Linked DNA regions of Homo sapiens: region 1 is linked to region 2. The links are chromatin contacts, found by Hi-C or POLR2A ChIA-PET in ENCODE. All regions are on one chromosome and are shown on one strand. Each heading gives the region's core, a stretch centred on a gene start or an enhancer-like site at or near the end of the contact. The rest is flanking DNA. Distances are from core to core; before and after follow the strand shown. Region 1 overlaps MAD1L1 (mitotic arrest deficient 1 like 1). Region 2 has its middle 24 kb from the start of ELFN1.

What was found. A loop is a pair of places that touch in the nucleus more often than their neighbours do. ChIA-PET counts read pairs that join two places held with the same protein, here RNA polymerase II (POLR2A). Pooled maps may share reads with other maps.
Region 1: a loop to region 2 is called in a map of right cardiac atrium, with 2.4 times the contacts of the local background. The contact joins two enhancer-like sites. A Hi-C loop is called at or near these places in 3 of 168 maps with a recorded cell type or tissue (GM23248, IMR-90 and right cardiac atrium) and 2 of 50 pooled maps. POLR2A ChIA-PET finds 5 or more read pairs at or near these places in 2 of 52 experiments (OCI-LY7 and Panc1).

What each region holds. Positions count from the first base shown.
Region 1 is chr7:2,209,760-2,215,219 of GRCh38, forward strand. It overlaps MAD1L1 (mitotic arrest deficient 1 like 1), which reads right to left. Exons shown (of 19, transcript NM_001013836.2): 10 at 3,453-3,514. Among named protein-coding and RNA genes, the nearest start is that of MAD1L1, 20 kb to the right of the region's middle. RefSeq lists an enhancer at 18-167. Within about 2 kb of position 4,157, at least 3 of the 41 ENCODE cell types and tissues checked have a DNase peak (open chromatin) inside an H3K27ac peak, as active enhancers do.
Region 2 is chr7:1,643,996-1,648,935 of GRCh38, forward strand. No RefSeq gene overlaps it. Among named protein-coding and RNA genes, the nearest start is that of ELFN1, 24 kb to the right of the region's middle. Within about 2 kb of position 3,212, at least 5 of the 41 ENCODE cell types and tissues checked have a DNase peak (open chromatin) inside an H3K27ac peak, as active enhancers do.

The DNA.
Region 1 (5,460 bases), core at 2,907-5,406, 570 kb after region 2:
GGCACAGGCCCAGGGCACTCCCAGCCACAGAGCCCTCTGCTTCCAGGACATCTGATGTCACCTCAGGTCCCCACGGCTGAGAGGAGGGGATCCCCAAGCTCGCCCACAGAGGCACGCATGTCTCCACACAAGAACAGCAAATGCACTCAGCCCTCCCATGGGGGCCCCCGTGGCCCCAGCTTCTCACCACATCTGTGTCCCTGTCGCCGACTTCACCACCACATTCAATGCTGCCAGACACGGGAAATTCCTAAGAACTACCCCAAACCTGGTCCCTAAAAACAGAAAAGAAAGCCCAGTGCATCTCAGGTTTACCCAGAAATCCACTTTGGTTTTTGTTTTTGTTTTTTAGAGACAGGGACTCACTCAGTCACTGGAGTGCAGTGGTGCAATCACAGCTCCTCCTGGGCTCAGGTGATCCTCCCACCTTAGCCTCCTGAGTAGCTGGGACTACAGGTGCACACCACTGAGCACCGCTAATTTTTGTTTTGGTACACACGGGGTCTCAACTGCGTTCCCCAGGCTGATCTCAAACATCTAGGCTCGAGCAATCCCCCTGCGGCAGCCTCCCAAACCACTGGGACTACAGGTGTGAGCCACTGTGCGCAGCCAGAAATGCACACGTTTACCAAACCCTCCCGGTGATTCTAGGAGCCGTATTCGGGACCGCCAGCCCGCATTCCCGTGGACTCTCTAGGAGCCGTATTCGGGACCGCCAGCCCGCATTCCCGTGGACTCTCTAGGAGCCGTATTCGGGACCGCCAGCCCGCATTCCCGTGGACTCTCTAGGAGCCGTATTCGGGACCGCCAGCCCGCATTCCCGTGGACTGCGGCATGAGCACCACCCCACTGACGTCCAGCGTGAGTCACCCGAGATCACGGCCTGATGCAGAACCACACTCAGACACCCGCCCTGTGGAGCACAACACAAGGAGCAGCGGGGAGCCCTGAAGGGGCCCAGGCATGGCAGGCAACCCAGCACGTGAGGAAACCTGCCCTCTACCAGGCCCACAGCCAAGGCCAACGCAGGAGACTAGGGGTCGACCCCCACAGCGAGGACGGCTCCATCCACCTTCCTGGCCATCAGCCTCCGGCTGCTCAGAGAGGACGCTCGCACCAGCCCCTCTCCAACTCACAGGGCCCTCCACAAGTACACGATCACGTCGGATCTTCACACGCAGTTGGGGAGAAGAGCTCCGTGTCCCCCTTTCAATAAAGAGAACACTGGCCCAGAGCAGCGCAGTGACTTGACACAGGTCTTACTGTTGGTGGCGGGGGGCAGGGGGAGCCTTGAATCCAGCCTCCGAAGAACTATCTGTGTTCCTCATCAAAGCTGCAGGGCGCCACACATGCATGCCACTTGCTTCCCGCCCACTTTAAGCTGGTGGTGGGCACAGGCAGCCCACCTCCACCAGCCCTACAGACCAACCCCTCCTCTCCCTCATCCAGGGCCTGGCCACCAGGGAGGGCAGAGTGAACACAGAAGACACAGGCAGGCAGAACCCCTGGGGCCAGCATGCCCTCATGCTGGCCACGCCCAGGCAGCACCCCCAGGCCAGCTCGCCCTCACACAAGCCATGCCCAGGCAGGGCGCTCAGATGCGGGAACAGGGCTGAAAGGATCCACAGTACTTTGAAACCAGCCAGAGACAGCAGCCAGCTGTGCCAGGTCTCGTGCCCGACTGACACCCAGTGCTCCAGGGCAAACTGCACACTGGACCCTCCAGCAGGGCCGGGCCCATCAGGCACGTGGGGGCCTCTGATGTCCCTTCACAGGAAAGAAGTCACAGAGGTTTCTCATCTGGCCAGAGTATGCCTGGGAGCAGAAGGGTCGCCTTCCAAGCAATTAATAAGCCCAGAGAACAGACAGAAGCACAAAGCATTTAGGCCCCGCTGAGGCCGGCCCTACAGAAGTCTGTGTTCTACAGGGGGAGTTCAAGAGGAGACAGCAGCCCGGGCCGTGCTCTGACTTAGCAAAGCTCAAAGAAAATGAAGAGGCACTTTCAGGTGACAGAGAACTGAAGCCAGTAATGCTGATGAGAAGGTAATGGATTCCAGAACCAGCAGTCGGACGGTGTGGTCAAAGGATAGCTCTTTCAGAGAGTCTCAGTCTCAGCCTAGTTTCCAAGAACAGCAGGAAAGACAGGCAAGAAGCGGGAAGCCTTGAAATCTCACAAGCAAACACAATAAGAGGCCGCCTCGGCACCAGCACCTCGGGCCCTGAGCCCCGGGCTCTGATGGCTCCTTCAAAAGCATCGCTCCTGCACCTCCTCGAGACCTGGCGCACACAGGGCAACCAGGAAGAGGGGTCCAGACCAGAGCTGCCAGGAGGTGGTCACCTGCAGGGGCACCGCGACTGAAGGGCAGGGGCCAACTGAGCGGCTGCTGGAGAAAGATGAGCACAGGGTCCTGGGAAGGATGGGGCAGGAGGACAGACAGGACCAGACCTGGGAACGGTCCAGCTACCTGTCTATAAGAATACCATCCCCAGCACCCAGGGTGGTCCCCCGGCAGCTCCACCCCACATCCCACCACCCAAGCGCTGGCACTCAGCTTGGCACAGACTGCGTGAAGAGGCTGCTACAAGCACCAGACAATCGTCTTCCACTATGGTGGGTGAGAACCGTTTGGATCTGTGTCCCTGCCCCATGCCTCATGTTGAATTGTAATCCCCAGTGCTGAAAGTGGGGCCCCGTGGGAAGTGTTTGGATCCTCGAGTGGATCCCTCACAGCTTGGGTCTGTCTTCATGATAGTGAGTTCTCATGAGATCTGGTCATTTAGAAGTGTGTGGCACCTCCCTCCCAACACTACTCACGCTCGCTCACTCTCTCGCTCTCTCATTCCTGTTTTTGCATTGCGGCGTGCCTGTTCCCCCTTCACCTTCCGCCATGACTGAAAGCTCCCTGCGGCTTCACCAGAAGCCGAGCAGATGCCAGCACCATGCTTCCTGTACAGCTGCAGAAGCGTGAGCCAATTCCACCTCTTCTCTTCATAATTACCCAGTCTCTGGTATTTCTTTATAGCAATGCAAGAACAGCCTAATACAGTGGGTTTTTCTTAATTCTAAAAACTCAGTTCATCTCCACTGGTTACAGTTCCCTAAAATGAATGATTTCCCCCAAAAGCAATTATTTCCTCGGTATACACCAAAAAGAGTCCTTTCACAAAGCCCCGCAACGCAGGGCAATCAGACGCCTGCCACTGGTTTGCTGTGGATATTCCGCTTCTGAATGAAGATGTTACTAAGGCTTCAGCAGGATGAGTCACTGGGTTCCACTGCCCCATCCGCTGGGAAAGGCCTCATTAAACCTGAGCAGCCCAGGACAAATGCCCCGCACCAGCCACAGAGATGCCTGGCTGGAGACTGCGCTGGTGAGCCGGAAGCAGGCTCTGCTCTTCACCCAGGACCCTTCAAAGAAGGCGGGACCCCGGAGACACCTGCCCTTCCCTACCTGATGCTCAGGCCCATGGTCTGGTCCAGTCTCTCCCAGCTTTGCAGCTTGGCCAGCAGCCTCTGAAAAGACAACAAAAGCACAGACCCTGTCATCACCTGCCACAGGATCATCACATAAGACTGACAATCATGATCACGGTGCTAAGTCCCTGACCTCTCAGGAGAGCCTGCCCTCATCTCTGAGCTGGGCGCTACATGCTCCAAGTCTGCTTGGAAGTGGCCGGGTTATTATTCCCCAACTGCAGAAGCCACACTGGCGCTTCCTGCCTCACTCCTTCCTGGCCCCGTAAATTCAAGTGTGAATCCCAGCAAGCTAAAAGCAACGTGTGGCTGTGGAGGGAGAAGGCAGACAGCCTCAGAAAGGATCCTGGGGTTGACTGTGCCCCAGGGAGCAGCCTCGGGTCCTTGAGCCGTTAGGACTCATCCCTCCCCCATCTTCCAGGGGCTCCTCAGGGAACCAAGCCCTGGAGCAGACAGACTCAGTCCTGGAGCCAAACTTCCTGCCATCACACAGCAGACCAGGACCAGCAGGCCCTAGGAGAGGAGGGCAGCCACCCTGGAGCATGAGGGAGGGTGAGACACTGCCTACAGGCCAGCCCACCCCTCTGTGTCACATGCCTGTCCCATGCTGAGCCGCATCCCAAAGAGGTGAGTCTCACGGCCCTTCTAGGACGGAAGCAATCTGAGGGCAGGGACTCTGTGCCTTTGTTCTGGCCTCGCTTCACCTCCACCCAGTGCCAAGCACCATGCTGTTATCAACGCTCCACTCGGCAAGTCAGTGAGGTATTCTCACAGCCCCTCCTATGCGCAGGCACGCACTTGACTAGTAACTATATGACAGCCAACGCTACAGAACATTCGCTACGCGCCAGGCACTGCTCTGAGCACTTTGCATAGACTCATGTGAGCCTCACAGTCCTGACAAGGCAGCCAGCACCACTCCTCCCTGTGCAGACGGGGAGACAGACAGGGAGATGAAGGAGCTGGCCCAGGGACATGGAGCAGCAAGCACCCAACTACGGAATGTGGCTTGAGAGCCCCAACTCTTCAACCATCAAACAATAAATTACACCGCGGGAGAGAGAAAAGATGTCGCATGGGAGCTGTCTTTTCAGGCTAAGCTCCTACAGAACCCAGCACCTGAGAGAAGAGTCCCTGCCAGATACCCCCGCTGACAGGGAGCCACCTCACCGTGGGTCACAGGGCCAAGGCCCCAAAACGACCTTGGCTGTATCACAGCTCTGAAGAGGACAGAGACGCCACGCCACCCAAGGGGACTCTGGAAGTGGCCAGCTGGACAGCTGGGCAGCTGCAGAGCACTGCAGATGGAGTCTGCCCTCCTGCCAGGCCCCACAACCACCGGAGAAAGGCGGCATAGGTGTGCCAGGCACAGAGGGGAGTGGCTGTGGCCACAGGGAAGTGGCATGAAGGACAGAGGACCCAGGCAGGGGCCAGAAGGCCTAAATTCTGGTCCAAACTTGCTGTGCACCGGGCAAGAGAGGGAGCTTCTCTGAACCTCAGTTTCCTCCTCTGCCCGCAACATGACTGCAGGATGTTTTCCAGCACTGACACCTTCCTACCAACTGCCGCGGTGAAGACAGAACACCCCCAGCACAGGGCCCTGCCAGCCCTGATCCTCACAGTGCCACACGCATTCTGACTCACCCTCTGTACCAGTTTCCTGCTGCAACCGAAACAGATCACCACAAACTAAGTGGCTTCAAACAACACAAATTGGTGCGGCACAGAGGCTCACGCCTGTCATCTCAGCACTTTGGGAGGCAAAGGCGGGAGGGTCACTTGAGCCCAGGAGTTCAGGACCAGCCTAGGCAACACAGGGAGACCCCATCTCTACAAAAAAAAATTTAACATTTAAAAAGCCTGGCCGGGCATGGTGGCTCACGTCTATAATCCCAGCACTTTGGGAGGCTGAGGAGGGTGGATCACGAGTTCCAAGAGATCAAGACCATCCTAGCCAACGTGGTGAAACCCTATCTCTACTAAAA
Region 2 (4,940 bases), core at 1,962-4,461:
ATCCCCATCTTTAAATGGAAGCTAACTTCAGGTTATGATCCTTCCTTCATTCAGCAAACACTGAGGGCCTACTGTGTGCCACACACCTGTCCCAGGGCAGGAACCAGCTCAGATGTAACTCTACCTACCTGCACGTCAGAATCTGTCCACACAGGCTGGGCATGGTGGCCCACACCTGTAATCCCAGCACTTTGGGAGGCCGAGGCGGGCAGATCACCTGAGGTCAGGAGTTCCAAACCAACCTGGCCAACATGCTGAAACTCCGTCTCTACTAAAAATACAAAAATTACCCAGACGTGGTGGCGCACACCTGTAATCCCAGCTACTTGGGAGGCTGAGTCAGGAAAATCGCTTGAACCTGGAAGGCGGAGATGGCAGTGAGCCGAGATCACGCCACTGCACTTCAGCTTGGGCAACAGAGTAAAACTGTGTCCAAAAAAAAAAAAAAATCTGTCCCCACGCTTACAGATGACAGAATGGAGCCCTGGGCTTCTCCATGAAGTTCCTGTGTGACCTAGGGCAAGGCACTGCCATCTCTGAGCCATCCTCGCTTTCCATCTCTGTGAAAGGAAAAGGCTTGGACACGGAGCTGCCCCGCCTCTGACTGGACGTCCCTTCCCCACCCAGCGCCAGAGGATCTTGTGATCCAAGCAGTTGCAACCTCGCCGGGCTCCTGCGGCTCCCGCCAGTGGACCCAAGAAAAGCCAGGCCTGTCTGAGGTCCAGGCATGGTGACCCCAGGTTACCCAGGGTGCTGGAGCCCTCTTCCGTGGCAGGGAGAGGCCACGTGCTCCTTCCTGCTCTGGTTCCACCCTCACTGGCCCCTGGTCCCCGCCTGTTTGAGGAGATCCTGAGGGGGCTGCCGGGAGGACTGGTTCCAACGCTCAGGGCCTCCGCCTGGACTCTGGCCTGCAGGCTTGAGGAGGGAGAGGCCTGTCCTCCCTCACTGCCACTTCTCCCTTATCAGTAGTAGGAGAGGTTACTATGAATATTCATATGGCTCACATGAATATTTATGAGAACACTGCGCCGGGTCTATCTTCTCGCCCTTGGGTCCCTCCATAGCTTGCTAACTCGCTGCACCCACGGGTCTCTGTTGACCCTTGTACTCGAGCCAGCGAGGCGGCTTTCCCTCCACCGACAGAGGTCTGCCCGGCAGCCCCAGGGCTCCCTCACCCCAGGACACCCCTGGGTGGGAATCGTCCCTGGCCCAGGGCTTGGCAGGTGTAGGCCCTGTCTCAGGTCTGACCCCACCTCCTGTGTAAGGGGGAGCCCCTCACCCGGCCTCAGTTTCCCTTCTGACCTCCACAGGTCCTTTTGGCCCTGAAAGGGTTTGGCCAGGCTGATGGGCTCCGGGAACAGCACGTTCTCTCTGATTCTTCTTTCCAATGCTCCATTGTGTGGGGACAAAGCCGAGAAGCTCCGGTTCCCCAGGGGTGTGCCAGGCCAAGACTTCAGGTTACCTAGCACAGGGAACCAGAGGGGCCTCTGGTCAGGTGTCCCCGCTGGCCTCCGGGCCCACAGCCAGGGGCTGCTTGGTCAGCCGTTCCCTGGCACAGGCCAAACCGAGGTGAGCTGGGAGCACTCGGGGCAGGCAGGGGCTGCAGGGGTGGCAGGGGAAGCATTCAGACCCCAAAGCTCAAGGGTGGAGGGTGAGTGGGACCTCCGTGCCCCGGGACGTGCTGTCTGGAGGAAGTCACGCTCCACTGCTCCTGGTGGCGCGATCTTGGACAGGTCACGCTTCTCTGTGCCTTGGTGTTGCTCTCTGCCGTGCCTTCCCCAGGTGTGTTCAAGGTGGGGCCACCCTTGGCAAATGTGGATGCTCTGTGTGGGGGACCCCCCACTCTGAGGGCATTTGGCCATTTGTCCAGAGTGGACCCAGCTGGGGGAGCAGTGACACCACCATGGAACCCAAAGCTTTGAGACTGCAGGGAGGCCAGGCCCTGCCTCTGCCCCAGAACGGCTCCAGGTTACACAGACCACGCGGGGCCTTCCTCCCCCTGGGGGAGCGAGACGTCCCTCCTGCTCTCTGCTGATTTTTGTTTTTTCTTTTGAGACAGAGTCTCACTCTGTTGCCCAGGCTGGAGTGCAGTGGCACCATCTCAGCTCCCTGCAGCCTCTGCCTCCCAGGTTCAAGCGATTACCCTGCCTCAGCCTCCTGAGTAGCTGGGACCACAGGCGCCTGCTACCACACCAGGCTAATTTGTGTATTTTTTAGTAGAGGTGGGGTTTCACCAGGTTGGCCAGGCTGGTCTCGAACTCCTGACCTCAGGTGATCCATCTACCTCAGCCGCTCAAAGTGCTGGGATTTCAGGCATGAGCCACTGTGCCCAGCCCTTTTTTTTTTTTCTTTTTTTTTTAAGCTGGGACTACAGGTGCATGCCACCATGCCCAGTTAATTTTATATCTTTTTGTAGAGGCAGTGTCTTGCCGTGTGCCCAGGCTGCTCTCAAACTCCTAGGCTCAAGTGATGGCCTCCTAAAGCACTGGATGACAGGCGTGAGCCACCACGCCGGGCCTCTCTGCATATCCGATTCTCACTGGGCTTGTGAGCCGTGGGCATGCTGGGTCCCCCTCCCTTCCTGGGTGCCCAGCCTCCCCTCCCCAGGGGATGGACCCTCCTCCAGGGAAGCCAGGGGCCCTTCCTCAGGGATCCATAGACTGGCTGCAATTTTCAAGGAGTGTAAGCCCTGCCCAGCGCCTTCCAGAGAGTTCCAAGACCCTGGGACCCCTGGGGTCATCTTCTCCCGAGGTCTCCTCTCCACTGAAGCATGACTATGATCTGGGAGCCTTACTGAGTCTCTGGATTCTGGGGGCCACGGTGTGAGATCTGATTCCTCCCTTGCAAGTTAGCAAATTAGAGGCTGTGGGAAGTCCTGATCTCTCCACCCGAGCTTCCCAAACAGACGCTGGCCCCTCTCCTTTGGTGCTTGGCTCTGACCTCAGCGGTGGAAGTTCAGAGGGCTCCAGCGCTCGCCCAAGGTCACAGAGCCAGCGAGTGGGGCTCCAGCTGGGGTCTGGGCCCACCTCACTCACAGCCTGAGCTTACAGCCACCATCCGGGGTGGAGGACAGATGGAGGTCCCTCGCACCGGGGCTTTCTGCACGGGCTGACCCCAGCGAGCTTCGTAGCTCGGGCCCAGCCTGCTGGTGTCGTTTGCCTAAATGTGTTCAACCTCGTCTTCCCATGAGACCGACACGGCCACCGCCAACATCTGCGGGGACAATGACAGAGGAATGCCTAATGAGGGCCCGGCGTGGCCCCGCCACGGAGCGCAGGCTGGGACAGATGGTCTATCATTACCCATTTTTATTAATTACTGCTCCCCGTGCTGCGATTGGCTCCAACGGCTCAGGCACGTTGGACGCGCTGTGGCCGCAGCTATTCTGGAAGGAAGAAACGGCCCTTCATTTAGCACAGCGTGCCTTTCCTCCCAGCTTCCTCAGAGGCCACAGGCATTTTTGGCTCAGCGAGGTCCCTGGGGAACTAGGCTGTGCGGAGGGAGGAGTGTGCAGCTGCCACCTGACTGATGAGAAGGGGCGGAGGGGCTGGTGCGGGGAGAGGCAGAGAGCCCCTGTGACTCCAGCCTGGAGCGAGGCCCTGCGGGGAGACCCGGGACCTCTGCAGACCTGGCCCAGACCACATCTGCATCCCACAGGCTTGGGCCGTTGGCCTCAGGGAAACTTGGGGCCCGCGGACCCCGCTGCTGCCACGGAGTTTGTGCCTTACCTGGGTTTGTGCTCGTGGGCGTTGATCTGGGTTGAGGGCCGCAGCCTCGCTCCTGTTTATAGACACTCGGGGTCCCAGCCCAATCTGCCCCAGGGGCTCCCTGAGGCTCTGGGGTCCTACAGACCTGGGTCAGAAGCCCCACACGGGCTCCAGCTTGCAGGGATGCTGGGTGAGTCCCTCCCTGCCTGTGGGCTTTGCACTCCTGCCTGCAGAATGGGGGTGCAGAAGCACCTCCTCATCAAATGCTCAGGTGGCTTGAGTGAGCCGATGCCCAGGGCCTGCCCGCCTTGGGGGATGCCCAGGACACCCACACTGCCATCCAAGTTTGGCTTTGGGCGAGTTCCCAGCTGCCTGCAGCTCTGTCTCCTCTCCGAGAGGCGGTCATGTTCTGCCTGCCCTCCAAAACAAAGGGGATGGAAATGCGTTGGGGTGAGAAGGACCTACCCGGTCAGACCGTCCAGGCTGGGCGAGGACCAGGACGGAGGGCTGGGGCGCCCTGTGAGGTGCTGTGTCTCCCTGCCTGCCAGGACGCCGAGTTCCCCACTGACCGGCCTTCGTATGGGCCCGTTAGCATGGGAGATAATGGGACGTGAAGCACGAGGTTTCTAGTCAATACAGAGGAGCTGGGAGGCTTTTTATATCTTGTTCTGTCACCCTGGCCAGGCGTTTTATCTGCTGCCTGCTTGACAGCCTGTCACAGAGCCAGGCCCTGCCGGAGTCCTGGCCCAGCCTGTCCCGGGGAGGGGGGTGGCGGGGAGGCTGCCTGCGGAGCGGAGCCGGCAGAGCCCTGAGCAGCGCCTGCAAGAGGAGCTCCCGTTGCGGGACCAAGCGAGCCCTTGGCCCAGCTCCACAGCAGGCTGCACCCCCGGAGCCCCCAGCGTGGAGTCAGGAAGGCCCCATCTGTGTGAGTCTGCTCTGACCACAGTAATACACCCCACAGACCAGGCAGCTTACACTACAGGAATTTATCGTCTCCCATTCTGGAGGCTGGAAGTCCGAGATCAAGGTACGGGCAGGGCTGCCTTCTCCTGAATCCTCAGCCCGTGGCTTGCAGATGGCATCATCTCCCTGTGTCCTCACCGGGCTGTCCCTCTGTGCGTGTCTGTCCTGATCTCCTCTTCTTACAAGGACACCCGTCTGATTGGATTAGGACCCACCCGTATGACCTCATCTCGTCTTAGTCACGTCTTCAAAGGCCCCGTCTCCAAACAC